Regions from separate parts of the Homo sapiens genome. Here regions 1, 2 and 4 are each linked to region 3. Evidence: chromatin contacts called from ENCODE Hi-C data. All regions are on one chromosome and are shown on one strand. The core of a region is the stretch at or near the end of the contact, and the rest is flanking DNA. Distances in the headings are between cores, read along the strand shown.

Region 1 (2,700 bases), core at 2-2,501, 6.5 Mb after region 3:
ACTGTACGTCTCCTGCAGTGATTAATGCTGCCTCCCTAACTACATTGTCCGGAGCAAGTGTCAAGCCCAATTATTTCTCTAGGATCTCCTGATAGTAAATGCTCAGCAAATATACAGACGAATAACACCTAATCATACACAATAATCTTAGAGTACTTTCCCCATACATTTCCTAACTTAATCCTTACAACAACCCTGTGAAGTTATTAACTCCCATTTTCCAGTTAAGGAAACTGATGCTCAGCAAAGTTAACTGGCACATCCAGTATCATACAGCCAGTAAGAAAGAATTCTGTTCAGTACGCCTTACTGATTAAATGAACTATGTGGCCTGAAGAAAAAGTGTCAGCTCAGTCTTTCCCCATCACGCATCTTATTCCATGGAGTAACCTGCATTATATTTCAGGGTCAGGCACACTAAGTTTGCGCTTTAGTATATGGTGAATAAATGGATGGACACAGTGGCGGCTCTGTATAAGTCAGCTGAAAGCAAACAAAGGGAAGGCAGAATCTTTCATTCACACGATTTATCCGCGCCCACTGGGTGCACTACGGTCGGGCATTGGCGACCCAGGAGCGACTGACCTGCCCTCATGGGGCTTACGGTCCTTAGCAAAAAACAGATGTAAAACAACTAATATTACAGTAAATGAATCATAATTTTGTGAGATGCTCCTGAAAGTATGTAGCAGGACGCTCCGCTCTGGTCCGAATGAAGAGCCATTTGCACTCAGTGTGGAAAGGCTAGCCTTTTTCTGGGCAAAAGAAGCGGGGGATACATTTAGATAGGCAGAAGTTCCGAGCAGAAGTCAAGGCAAATTAAAAAGGCAACAGGAGGAGGGAAAATGCTTCTCACAAACAGAACTCGACCTAGGGGACCGCAACTCTCCAGTCCTGCTGCTTGGCTGCCTACCTACCTAAGAAAAGCAGGAAAGAAAAAGAGAAGACGGGGTGGGGGATGGAGGACAAATACAGAAAAAGAAAAAAGAGCGAAGGAAGTGAGAAGTGAGAGGCCAGTTTATGTAAGCGGGCAGGGCGGCGCGGCCGGCAGGAGACCGGCGCCGGCGCCGAGGGAGTTAAGCGGACGGGCCCGGTATGGAAGAGGTTAAGGGGGGCAGTCCGGAGCGGGTCCGGTAGGGGCCGCCTACTGGGCGGGGGCGGGGCCGCGCCGAGCGAGCGCTGGGATTGGCCGTCGGGCAGGCGCTACGCTAGGACGGTACCAACAGCCGGGGGCCTCGGAGGCGGGGGGGTGGGTGTGGGACTGCCGCTCTGCGCGGCGAGAGGTGGCCTGGGAATGGCCGGGCCGGGGGTGGGCCGGAGCCGCTGTGGCGGCGGCGGCGGCTGGGGGCGGTGAGCGCGGCGTGGGGCTGCCCCTCCCCGGAGGCGGCGGGGGCGGCCGGGGCCGCGCCGCACCGCACCGCGCGGGCGGCCATGGAGCGAGCCTAGGGCCCGACAGGTGAGTGGCGCGGGGGCGGGGGAGGGCGCGCGACCCCCGCCCCCGGCGCGGCGGGCGGGAAAATGCGGACCGGCACGCGGGCGGGGCACGGTACGTAGCGCGCGCCGGGCTGGGGCCGCCTGGGGGCGGGGCGCCTCCCTGAGGGGCCGGGCACCGGGTGCCCTGAGCCGTCCCCGAGTGGCTGCGGGCGGGTCCCGGGCGAGGGCCCGAGGCTTCCTGGGAGACCCGCTCGGGCCGCGTGTCCCTGTGTGCGGTCGCGGCTGAAGGGACGCGGCCTCGGCCGCCACGTCCCTGGCCCACCTGAGGCGCGGGCCCACCTGGGGCCGCCTCAGGCTGCCAGAGGTCCTTCTAGTGACCGTCTCTCGTCCCCTTGCGCGGTCCCCAGAGGCGATTGGCCCCGGTGCCTCTCTTGTGTTCCCCGGAGCGCCCGTTGAGGCAGCCCAGGGAGCGCGCCCTCGCGGGGTCTTTGCTGGGCCCGCCTCGTGGCCGGGAAGCGCGAGTGACCTGCAGGCCGGAGGCGGAAGGCGGGGCAACCGTGCCCGGGGCCCGCGGTCTCCTGGGGTCCTGCGCCGGGCGCTCGCAGAAGGGCACAACTTAACGAATGCTGTGTTAGCCCTCAGTGGGCTGCGCTTGAGATTTCATTTCCGGGTGTGACGGCCCCGCGATTAAGAGCGGACCGATACGTTTCCCTTAATGATGAATGTGAATAGTTGTCGAGCTGCGTCCTTGATTGTGGGTTCTGATAAGAGATTCATTCTAATCTGACTTCTGTTAACCTGCCAGTCTCCGGATAAGAAGAGAAGGGGTAGAAGGATGGATTGGAGGGAAAGTAGGGGTAACAGGGCTTGGTTAGTCTTAATGGAATTATTAGTCCTTTTAAAGACCATACCATCATTGGGATGGATAAGGAGTTTCTAATTTGGGAAAATGAGAGTTGCTTGCTATTGCGACTTGGGTCTAGTGCCAGATATCAGCATCTTCCCCACCCAGCCAGCTTCCCTCTGGAGGTTTGATTTCTCACTTGGAAGGGAAGTAGGAATGTGGGGTTTTTTTTAGCCTTTAGCCTTTAAACTGTAGGACTTTATAAATCTATAATCTGGTACAAATTACTATTGCCATTTATTAGCCACGCCTATGTTTTTTGCGTTGTAAATTCTTGCAAAAATTTCACTGGCGTTGATTTCTAAAAATCTGGTTAGAGATCTCAGTGTTCTTATGTATTACAAACATTCCTTGAGTTTATG
Region 2 (2,700 bases), core at 191-2,690, 5.3 Mb before region 3:
GGAGATGATTTCAAATTTGTGGTCCCCAGAGCAGGGGCATGTACTTAACTATTTCCAATAAGGTTGTCAATTCTGAGACTTCCCTTACAGTAATGCTGGTGAAAATAACTTAGGCCATATTTCCAGATTAACTAGTTAAATATTTCATTTCCTTAAGTGTGCTGGTTGGCGTGGCTCTAAATAATTAGATTACAGGGCGGTCTAATTATTTGGTTCAAACAGTCATGCACACACCCTAAGGCTTAATTACCACGAACAAATCAATCCCACCCCCAAATCGTTGCCTGTCACTGACAATAGCTTTAACTGTACTTGCACAGTTAAAGGAGTCCAACGAGCATTCTAGGACTGATGATTAAAACTTTACCCATTAAAATAATTGCACTCACTTGGAAATCAGTTTTGTTTTTAATTGTAGAACCAGCAGTTCTACCCAATTTAAACTTCAGTCATATCTCTCAAGACAGATTAACTAGAGCTGATTTTTTTTAAACTTTGCTTACCATGAAATACACCTTTCTATTCTTAAAAAACAAACAAACAAACAAAAATAGGGCTTTAAAAATTCGTAAAATAATTAGACCTGGGACTTTGTCCAGGGAATTTCGCCATTTAAGATAAAGAAAACTCAGCAACATTATGTCTAGTTACCAAGAAAGATATGTGCAACGCGAAACCTTTCCCCAATACCATATTTACTCTGAGAAACACAGCAAAATAAAATTCACGATGAAGTTACGATTTCGACATTTTTATTAGTCATCAGCTTACTGCTAGGTTTTAAAAGGTGTTCCAAGGCGGGAAGAAGGCGCGGGGGGAAGCCTCAGAATATGGGGTCTGTTTCGATTGGGGGGAGCGGCGTTAGAGGGGCGTGAAGGCAGAAAGGAAGGGTAGGGCGGAAATTAGCGACTTAATAAGACGCCTAGCTCCCGAGGAAGCCAGCCTGGCGTTAGAAGCAAGTAGAGCAGAAGAGATTTAGGGCTAATTAAAACAATCACACGACACTCCCCCTCGCGTTTGCCGGGGCCGGGTCTCCTGCACTAGCAGAGCCGGGGGCGGGGATTAGCTCGGATTCAAATTTAAAGCGGGAGGCCCGCGTGTGGCTCAGCAGGTGCCTCATGCCCGGCTCCCGTGGCGGTCGTTTCCGCCCCTACCTGCCCAGAGGGCCGGAAATTACCTAGCGAGGAGCGGCTTATCCATTGTTGCCAATGTTTCAACTGCGCGGAAACCCTGAAGAAAGTGCGGAGCACAGGGCACGCGGGCCGCTCACTGCCCTTCCACGCGCCCCCACGTTTCTGGCCGCTGCGCTCCTTGCCGTGCTTTTACAATGCCACAGGCCACTGGGGGAGACCGGAGCGAAGCCAGGAGGGAAGCAAGGCGGGAGGAAAAGGGAGAAGTGTAAGAAGACACAGGCGCCCGGGATACTATATAATCTGGTTCTGAGCTAGAGGGAGCGCATGCGCCGGCGACACTTCTGGCGGCAGGAGAAAGGCGCGCATGCGCAGAGCCGAGACGAAAAATGAAGCCACAGGGTGCCTGGCTGATTGAGGGCGCTGCTTTAGCTACCGAAGGGCCACAGCGCCCCGAAGGCGCGTGCGCAGAGCGCGGGAAGGGGGTGGAGCTCTTCTGAGGGGGCCGGGGCGAACAGAGCCGGCCTCGCGCGCCCCCTGGCGCGCGCCCGGGGAGAGGAAGGAGCGGGAGGGGGCGGAGAGGAGGGAGGAGGCAAGCAGGGCGGGAGGGGGGAGGGGAGCCAGAGCGAGGGAGGGTTTATCGACCGGGCGATTTTGGTTAAAATATTCAAAATGGCGGACGGAGGAGCAGCGAGTCAAGATGAGAGTTCAGCCGCGGCGGCAGCAGCAGCAGGTAATCATTACAGCATTTTACATATTCATATTCATACTCAACCCCGGCTCCCGCTGCCCCCCCCCGCGACTTAGCATAATTTATTAGTACTCAGGATTATTATAATTAACGGCGGGGAGATGGGGGGCCGGGGAGCATTGAGCCCCCGCCGGGCGCTGAGCGGAGGGGGAAAGAGGCTCGGAGCGGCCAGGCGGAGGGGGAAGACAAGGGGCAAAGGGGGCTGCGATCCACTGCCCTCCTCCTGCACCCGGCCCACCCCGCCGCCGCTCGCCGTCTGCCCGTCGGCACCGGCCCTCCTCCTCTGCCGGCCGCCGCTGCCGCCTCCTCGCCGCCGTGCCCGAACCCGAGCGGGTCCGCGGCGGGGCGGCGGGGCCGGGGCAGAGGGAGAGGACAATAAAGACATTTTACATATTCATAGCTGCTGGGCCGGCGGGGCGCAGTAGGGCGCGGGCGGGCGGCCGGGGCCGGGCGGGCGCGGGGTGGGGGGCGTGAAGGGGGATGGAGGCGGCGGCGAGCACAATGCCGGGGAGGCGGCGGGGCCGGAGCGGACCCCGGCGGCCGGACACCCGCACGCGTCTTCCCCCGGGAGCGGGCCCGGGCGGGGGGGCGCTGCCCGCCTTGGGGGGCGGCCCTCAGGGCAACCGGGGGTGCGCGCGGGGAGAGCTCCCTGCCCGCGCCCCGCGCGGGGCTGAGCCCGGGGGTCACGGCCCCAGGCACTTCGGCCTCGCCCCACTGGTCCCCAATGTGGTGGCCTGACCCAAGCCAGGCCTGCTCTCTAGGTGGGTAGGGGTGAGCGGTCGTGGGCGCTGCGAGGTGGCCTGGGGCGGCGGGGGTGGG
Region 3 (2,700 bases), core at 58-2,557:
GGCAGTTCAGGGTGAACTCCTTTAAAACAAAAATTATCACCCTTTGTATAATTTCTCTAACATCAAATTGACTTATATCCAAGAATCACAGAGCGGATCAAATCATTCAGTTCTTTGGGACTATAATTAACATCCAATTCAACTTAGAAGGTTCATAAGGAAATTCCGCGGCTCAAAATTAGGCGTTAGGTGGGCATTTTACTGAGGGTTTTTTCCCTACGGCCACATGAACAATAAGTAACCCGTCCTTTAAACATTTTTCACACTAAACATTATGCCATGTTCCAAGGCACAGACCATTGCAGCCTCCGTCCCCTCAGCGGCGTAAACACTTGGAATGGGCATGCTGCCCCGTTACTTAGTATTGAGAAGTGGTCACTTTTTGCTCTTCTTAGGTGAGTGTAAGCGACTGCCTTCCCCACTTTAGGTGAACCCCAGGACTTGGAGCGTCTGTGGGTGCTCCTCTAATGGGGACAACTCCTCCCTTCCGACTCCATCGCAGAGAACCCAAAGTTCGAAACCAACAGAACGAAAAGCAACGAAGCACACTTAAAGTGAGGAACCCGGCAAGCGGCGAAATTCTTGCTGAAGAGAAGAAAAAGCGAAAGGTTTTCCGCTGCAACCAATCAGATGAGAGGATTCTTGGCACGCCCCTTTCTATCTACCAATCAACATCTAGCTCAATGGGGCAGTCCATTGCCACAGGGAAAGGGCTTGGTGCAGCTTCCCTCACAACACACACGTCATTCTAGGCCATTCCACGAACTGTGCTCAAAAGAGGAAAACAGTGCAACAGTTCCAAAGCTGATCAGTCTCGTGGTGAGCAGCGAAACTATAGACTTCTCTAACAAAACCATGGATTCTAGGAGGGACTGGGAAAGAGAAAAACGAATTCTGGAAGGCAAACTACAACTCCCAAAGGCCCTTGCGCGGACTCAGCGCGCGAGGGACGAAGGGCGGTCCACTGTAAGGGGAAATGCTGAGGATCACTGGGCTCCTCCCGGCTTTCTGAACGCAAGCCAGCAAGTGGGCGGGACCTGGGGCGGGCGGAGCGGCGAGAGCATCTGCTCCTGCGCTTTGTGGTCTCCTGCCTCCGGCTTCTCCGCCTGCGACGTCGAAGGGGGCGTGGCCTGCGCAGAGGCTGGTGGGGGTGCGGGCGCCGCGGGACTTGGGTGACGCGTCCCTTTCCAGCTCAGCGGTGTGTGAGGTGTCGCGGCCCCGCCGGCGATTGGCTGTTGAGAGGCGAGTACGCGGCGGCCGTTGGTCGCTGGCCTCACGGAGCAAGGCCCCCGGCGGGCGGGGAGGATATGGGGCGGCAGTGGCGGCTGCAGGAGGCGGGCGTGGACGAGCCGGTGGCTGCAGCGGCGGCGGTCCCCGGAGTCCTGTGAAGCGCCCCTGTCCGCGCCTCTGTGGGGCCCTCAGAGAGGGCTGCCAGGACGCGAGCCACTGAGGAGCCGCTCAGCCAGCGCCATAGCCCTTAGGACTATCGGTCACATTCTCGCGCTCCTGCTCCGGCTCCTCCATCTTGGCCTCGGCAGTGGCGGCTGCCGGGAGGATGTGCCGCCTTCTGGCAGGGGGAAGAAGGAGGAGAAGATGAAGAAGCACCGGCGGGCCTTGGCCCTGGTCTCCTGCCTCTTTCTGTGCTCTCTGGTCTGGTGAGTAGCCGCGACGACAAGGGAGTTCCCGTGAGGGGAGTAAATGGGAGGGAGCAGCCCAGGTCACACCCCCTGGTCATTTTGGCTTTTAGGGTCCGGGTTTCCAAGGCCCCCGTGGAAGGGACAAACCGATTACTTCTCGACTCTCCATCTGACTGGTCTGGTAGTGCTCTGTGCGGAGATTTTCATGGTGTATTTTGGAATTTACAGAGACTCAGTGGGAGAGAGAGAGGTGCCAAGGTAGAGGGAACCACCAAGTGCCTTTGTACTCAGTTCCTCTACCCCTTGGAGACGGTGCAGGGTTTGGGGTGGGTGTTCAGATTGATGGTAAGTAAGTTGCTCCGATTTGCCGCCAGTCTTTGCGTTCTTAGTGTGGTAAGGGGATAAAGCACGTCGGATGTGATGCGTTCCGGACGTGCGATTTTAAAACGTGAGTGGTCATGAAGGTAAGAGTAATGTATAAGCAGTAGTTCTCCTGGACATTTCTCGCACAGCGTTTGATCCCAAGTACACTCGGGCCGCTGTTTTTGGAAACTTGGGGGGCGTGTGTGTATGTGTGTTATGAAGCACTTTTTCAATTGGTTTGGTGGAGAGGGTGTCTTAGATGTAGTGTGTGTAGTAGTTTTTGGTAATGCCCCTTAGTGACGGGAAGGTAAATGCTGTATTTTCAAGGCGGGAAGAGTGCTTTGTCCCTAAAGCACTCCTTAAGTTTTACGGAGTTTCTGTTAATCCCAGGCACTTCTGGAGTTTTTTGAGGAGCAGAGAAAGCTTGTAAGTCGAGGGACTGCTGTCACCGTACTTGGAAAAGCCATTCTTTCCTCCCAGGGAATTTCTTCAAAGATGTGTGACAATTGATGACTGAAAAGATGCTTCTTCAGTCTAGGCGATTTGCTGTTTGTTATATTAAAATAGAAATTAAGTTTCCTGTTTTGCTTATTTCTGCAAAGCACCAACACTATTTTCATTTTTATGGATGCCTTATGGATTCCAGAAGCACTGAAATTGTAGAGTTGTTGCTCACATAAAATAATACATAAACAAGGGG
Region 4 (2,700 bases), core at 8-2,507, 8.6 Mb after region 3:
CAAGAAAGCAGTGCTTAGTTTTCTCATTCAGATTGTGGCTGAGAAGTTGTCATTTATCGTCTGTACAATAACGCAGATGTGTATGTGACTTCCCCCTTTTCAGCAGTGGAGACACTGAAGCGGCCTGAGGTTATTTACCCAGAGTCCTCAGGCAGGTCTGTGGTGGAGCTTCGGTGGAACTAACTGGAAGTGACTCCATGTTTCCAGTCCAGGACCCTGGGCAACCCCGTGGTAATTGTGTCCTGATATACTTATAAGGACCAGTAGATGGACTAAGTTGTTGACTGACCAGAAAATTCTGGAACTCCCTAGCACTATATTTTTACCTTGACACGAAATGAAATTATGACATCATCATGGGAACACAGGACTTCTTTCTTTTTATTTTCAGAACTTGCTCGATTTTTCCAAGGGTGGACTGGTCAGTCCTTGTAATGGAAAAATGGAAATGGAAAAAAAAAAGGAAAAAAAAATCATTGTGGAGAACCTGTAACATCTTCCATTTAACTTATTTGATAACTGGGTTTGTTCTAGAATCTAGAGAACAAAGTGAAAGATGCCAGCTTTAGAGGACAACCAATAACTTTGTATCTAGACACGATTCCTTGAAAAGAAGCCAAAAACCTAGGCAAAAACTTTTAGAATCCCCCTTTTCTTTGGGGTTAGAACTGACAGCTGCTAAGAGTGTATGTGACTCTAGCGGGGAAAGCGGCTCATCCAAAAATAATGATTGCCAAATACTTTGCAGTAATACTATTTGTTATCCAGGGGTGTCCTCCGCCGCGTATGGCCACCATCTCTATTTTTGCCAGGGTTGAGGGGGGTCGCTTACAGGTGTGGCCGGCCTGGAAACGGTGGTGTGGCTGGTGAGGGCGGAGTCGATCAGGGAAGGATCAGGACTTTATGGCAGAACAGAGTCCACCACCGTGTTCGGAAGAAAGTTCGAATATTTTGTTCGCTTTGGTTCCGGCAAGCCATCGCACAAGCCAGAATCTGTAACTCCAAACAGTAGCGCTCTCGAGCACCGTCCCGAACATTCACTCCCCACGGGCCTGGTCTGCGGCCGCAAGCCGTCGCCCCCTTTAAGAGCCTGCTCCGCGGGACTAACGTTCGAACGGGCCCTGGCGCCCCTCCTCGGGCTCCGATTGGCCGTGCGCGGCGCACGAGGGCGCGCCGGCCAGCCCCGGAACGGTTGGCGGCCCTTCGTGATTGGCGGTCGAGAAGCCTATATAAGGCGCGGGGCAGCCAGGCTGCCCTGTTTAGCGACCGGACCCGAAACGGGGAAGTTGTCTTGTTTGGAGAGGTTAGTAGAGCAGCGCGCGCGTCACCAGAGTCGTTTCTCTTCGGAGTCTTAGGTGATCGAGGGTGTGCCCAGGGGGCGGACTTGTTTGCGCCTCCCGTTCCCTCCCAATTTCCAAACGTGTCACCCCGGCGCCGACGGCCCTGTGCAGGGGAAGCAGATGGAGTTCAAGCTGGAGGCTCATCGCATCGTCAGCATCTCTCTGGGCAAGATCTACAACTCGCGGGTCCAGCGCGGCGGCATCAAGCTGCATAAGAACCTCCTGGTCTCGCTGGTGCTGCGCAGCGCCCGCCAAGTCTACCTGAGCGACCCGTGCCCCGGCCTCTACCTGGCCGGTCCCGCTGGGACCCCGGCGCCGCCACCGCAGCAGCAGCCCGGGGAGCCGGCGGCCGGGCCACCCGCCGGCTGGGGAGAGCCGCCCCCGCCCGCCGCTCGTGCCTCTTGGCCGGAGACCGAGCCGCAGCCGGAGCGCTCCTCCGTCTCAGACGCGCCGCGGGTAGGGGACGAGGTGCCGGTGGCCACGGTGACTGGAGTCGGGGACGTTTTTCAGGGCGGAGAGGCGGACGCGACGGAAGCTGCCTGGAGCCGCGTGGAGGGGCCGCGCCAGGCGGCGGCCAGAGAAGCCGAGGGTACCGCCGGAGGCTGGGGCGTCTTCCCCGAGGTATCTCGTGCCGCGCGCCGCCCCTGCGGCTGCCCCCTAGGCGGGGAGGACCCGCCGGGTACACCGGCCGCGACCCCCCGCGCTGCCTGCTGCTGCGCGCCGCAACCAGCGGAGGACGAGCCCCCCGCGCCGCCCGCGGTGTGCCCCAGGAAGCGCTGCGCGGCGGGGGTGGGCGGCGGCCCAGCGGGCTGCCCGGCGCCCGGCTCGACCCCGCTCAAGAAGCCCCGCCGGAACTTAGAGCAGCCGCCGAGTGGAGGAGAGGACGACGACGCGGAGGAGATGGAGACCGGGAACGTGGCTAACCTCATCAGCATCTTCGGTTCCAGTTTCTCGGGACTCCTACGGAAAAGCCCCGGGGGCGGCAGAGAGGAAGAGGAGGGAGAGGAGAGCGGTCCGGAAGCCGCCGAGCCCGGGCAGATCTGCTGCGATAAGCCGGTGCTGAGAGACATGAACCCCTGGAGCACAGCCATCGTGGCCTTCTGAGCCCTTGGCCCCCCTGCGGGGAGGAGGTGGAGCAGCGGGCGTCCCCGAAGTGAGGGCCAGGCCCTTCCCGGCTGCGAGGACGCCCAGAGACCGCGGGCGCTGAGCGCGTTGGGCAGACTGGTTGCCTCTGGGCATCGCAAACTGCCCCCGGGCGCATCTGGCTTATCTGGAGACCTGGGAGCTTGAGGCTCATTGGAAGAGGACGATCGTTAACTTTTGTGTTTGTGTATGTCTGTGTATGTAAGTTTGTCTTGTG

Evidence for each region. Hi-C counts contacts between places; a loop is a spot of excess contacts on that map. Pooled maps may share reads with other maps.
Region 1: a loop to region 3 is called in a pooled map, with 11 times the contacts of the local background. The contact joins the promoter of FAM20B here to the promoter of SUCO in region 3. A Hi-C loop is called at or near these places in 8 of 50 pooled maps.
Region 2: a loop to region 3 is called in a map of CD8-positive, alpha-beta T cell, with 17 times the contacts of the local background. The contact joins the promoter of POU2F1-DT here to the promoter of SUCO in region 3. A Hi-C loop is called at or near these places in 2 of 168 maps with a recorded cell type or tissue (CD4-positive, alpha-beta memory T cell and CD8-positive, alpha-beta T cell) and 10 of 50 pooled maps.
Region 4: a pooled map shows a loop between it and region 3 (7-fold over the local background). The contact joins the promoter of IER5 here to the promoter of SUCO in region 3. A Hi-C loop is called at or near these places in 5 of 50 pooled maps.

Annotation. Positions count from the first base shown.
Region 1 is chr1:179,024,643-179,027,342 of GRCh38, forward strand. FAM20B (FAM20B glycosaminoglycan xylosylkinase) reads left to right here and starts at 1,252. Exons shown (of 8, transcript NM_014864.4): 1 at 1,252-1,456. RefSeq lists silencers at 1,069-1,258, 1,299-2,038.
Region 2 is chr1:167,219,096-167,221,795 of GRCh38, forward strand. It overlaps POU2F1-DT (POU2F1 divergent transcript), which reads right to left and starts at 1,441. Exons shown (of 1, transcript NR_185889.1): 1 at 736-1,441. POU2F1 (POU class 2 homeobox 1) reads left to right here and starts at 1,791. Exons shown (of 16, transcript NM_002697.4): 1 at 1,791-1,863. The coding sequence starts at 1,803. RefSeq lists an enhancer at 1,374-1,483 and silencers at 1,664-1,763, 2,114-2,263, 2,484-2,700.
Region 3 is chr1:172,531,843-172,534,542 of GRCh38, forward strand. It overlaps SUCO (SUN domain containing ossification factor), which reads left to right and starts at 1,308. Exons shown (of 24, transcript NM_014283.5): 1 at 1,308-1,655. The coding sequence starts at 1,594. RefSeq lists enhancers at 507-616, 677-926, 1,537-1,696 and a silencer at 1,247-1,416.
Region 4 is chr1:181,087,443-181,090,142 of GRCh38, forward strand. IER5 (immediate early response 5) reads left to right here and starts at 1,258. Exons shown (of 1, transcript NM_016545.5): 1 at 1,258-2,700. The coding sequence starts at 1,461. The coding sequence ends at 2,444. It overlaps LOC124904465 (a long non-coding RNA gene), which reads right to left and starts at 1,059. Exons shown (of 2, transcript XR_007066762.1): 1 at 833-1,059; 2 at 355-428. RefSeq lists silencers at 1,037-1,306, 1,617-1,776, 1,977-2,196 and an enhancer at 2,587-2,700.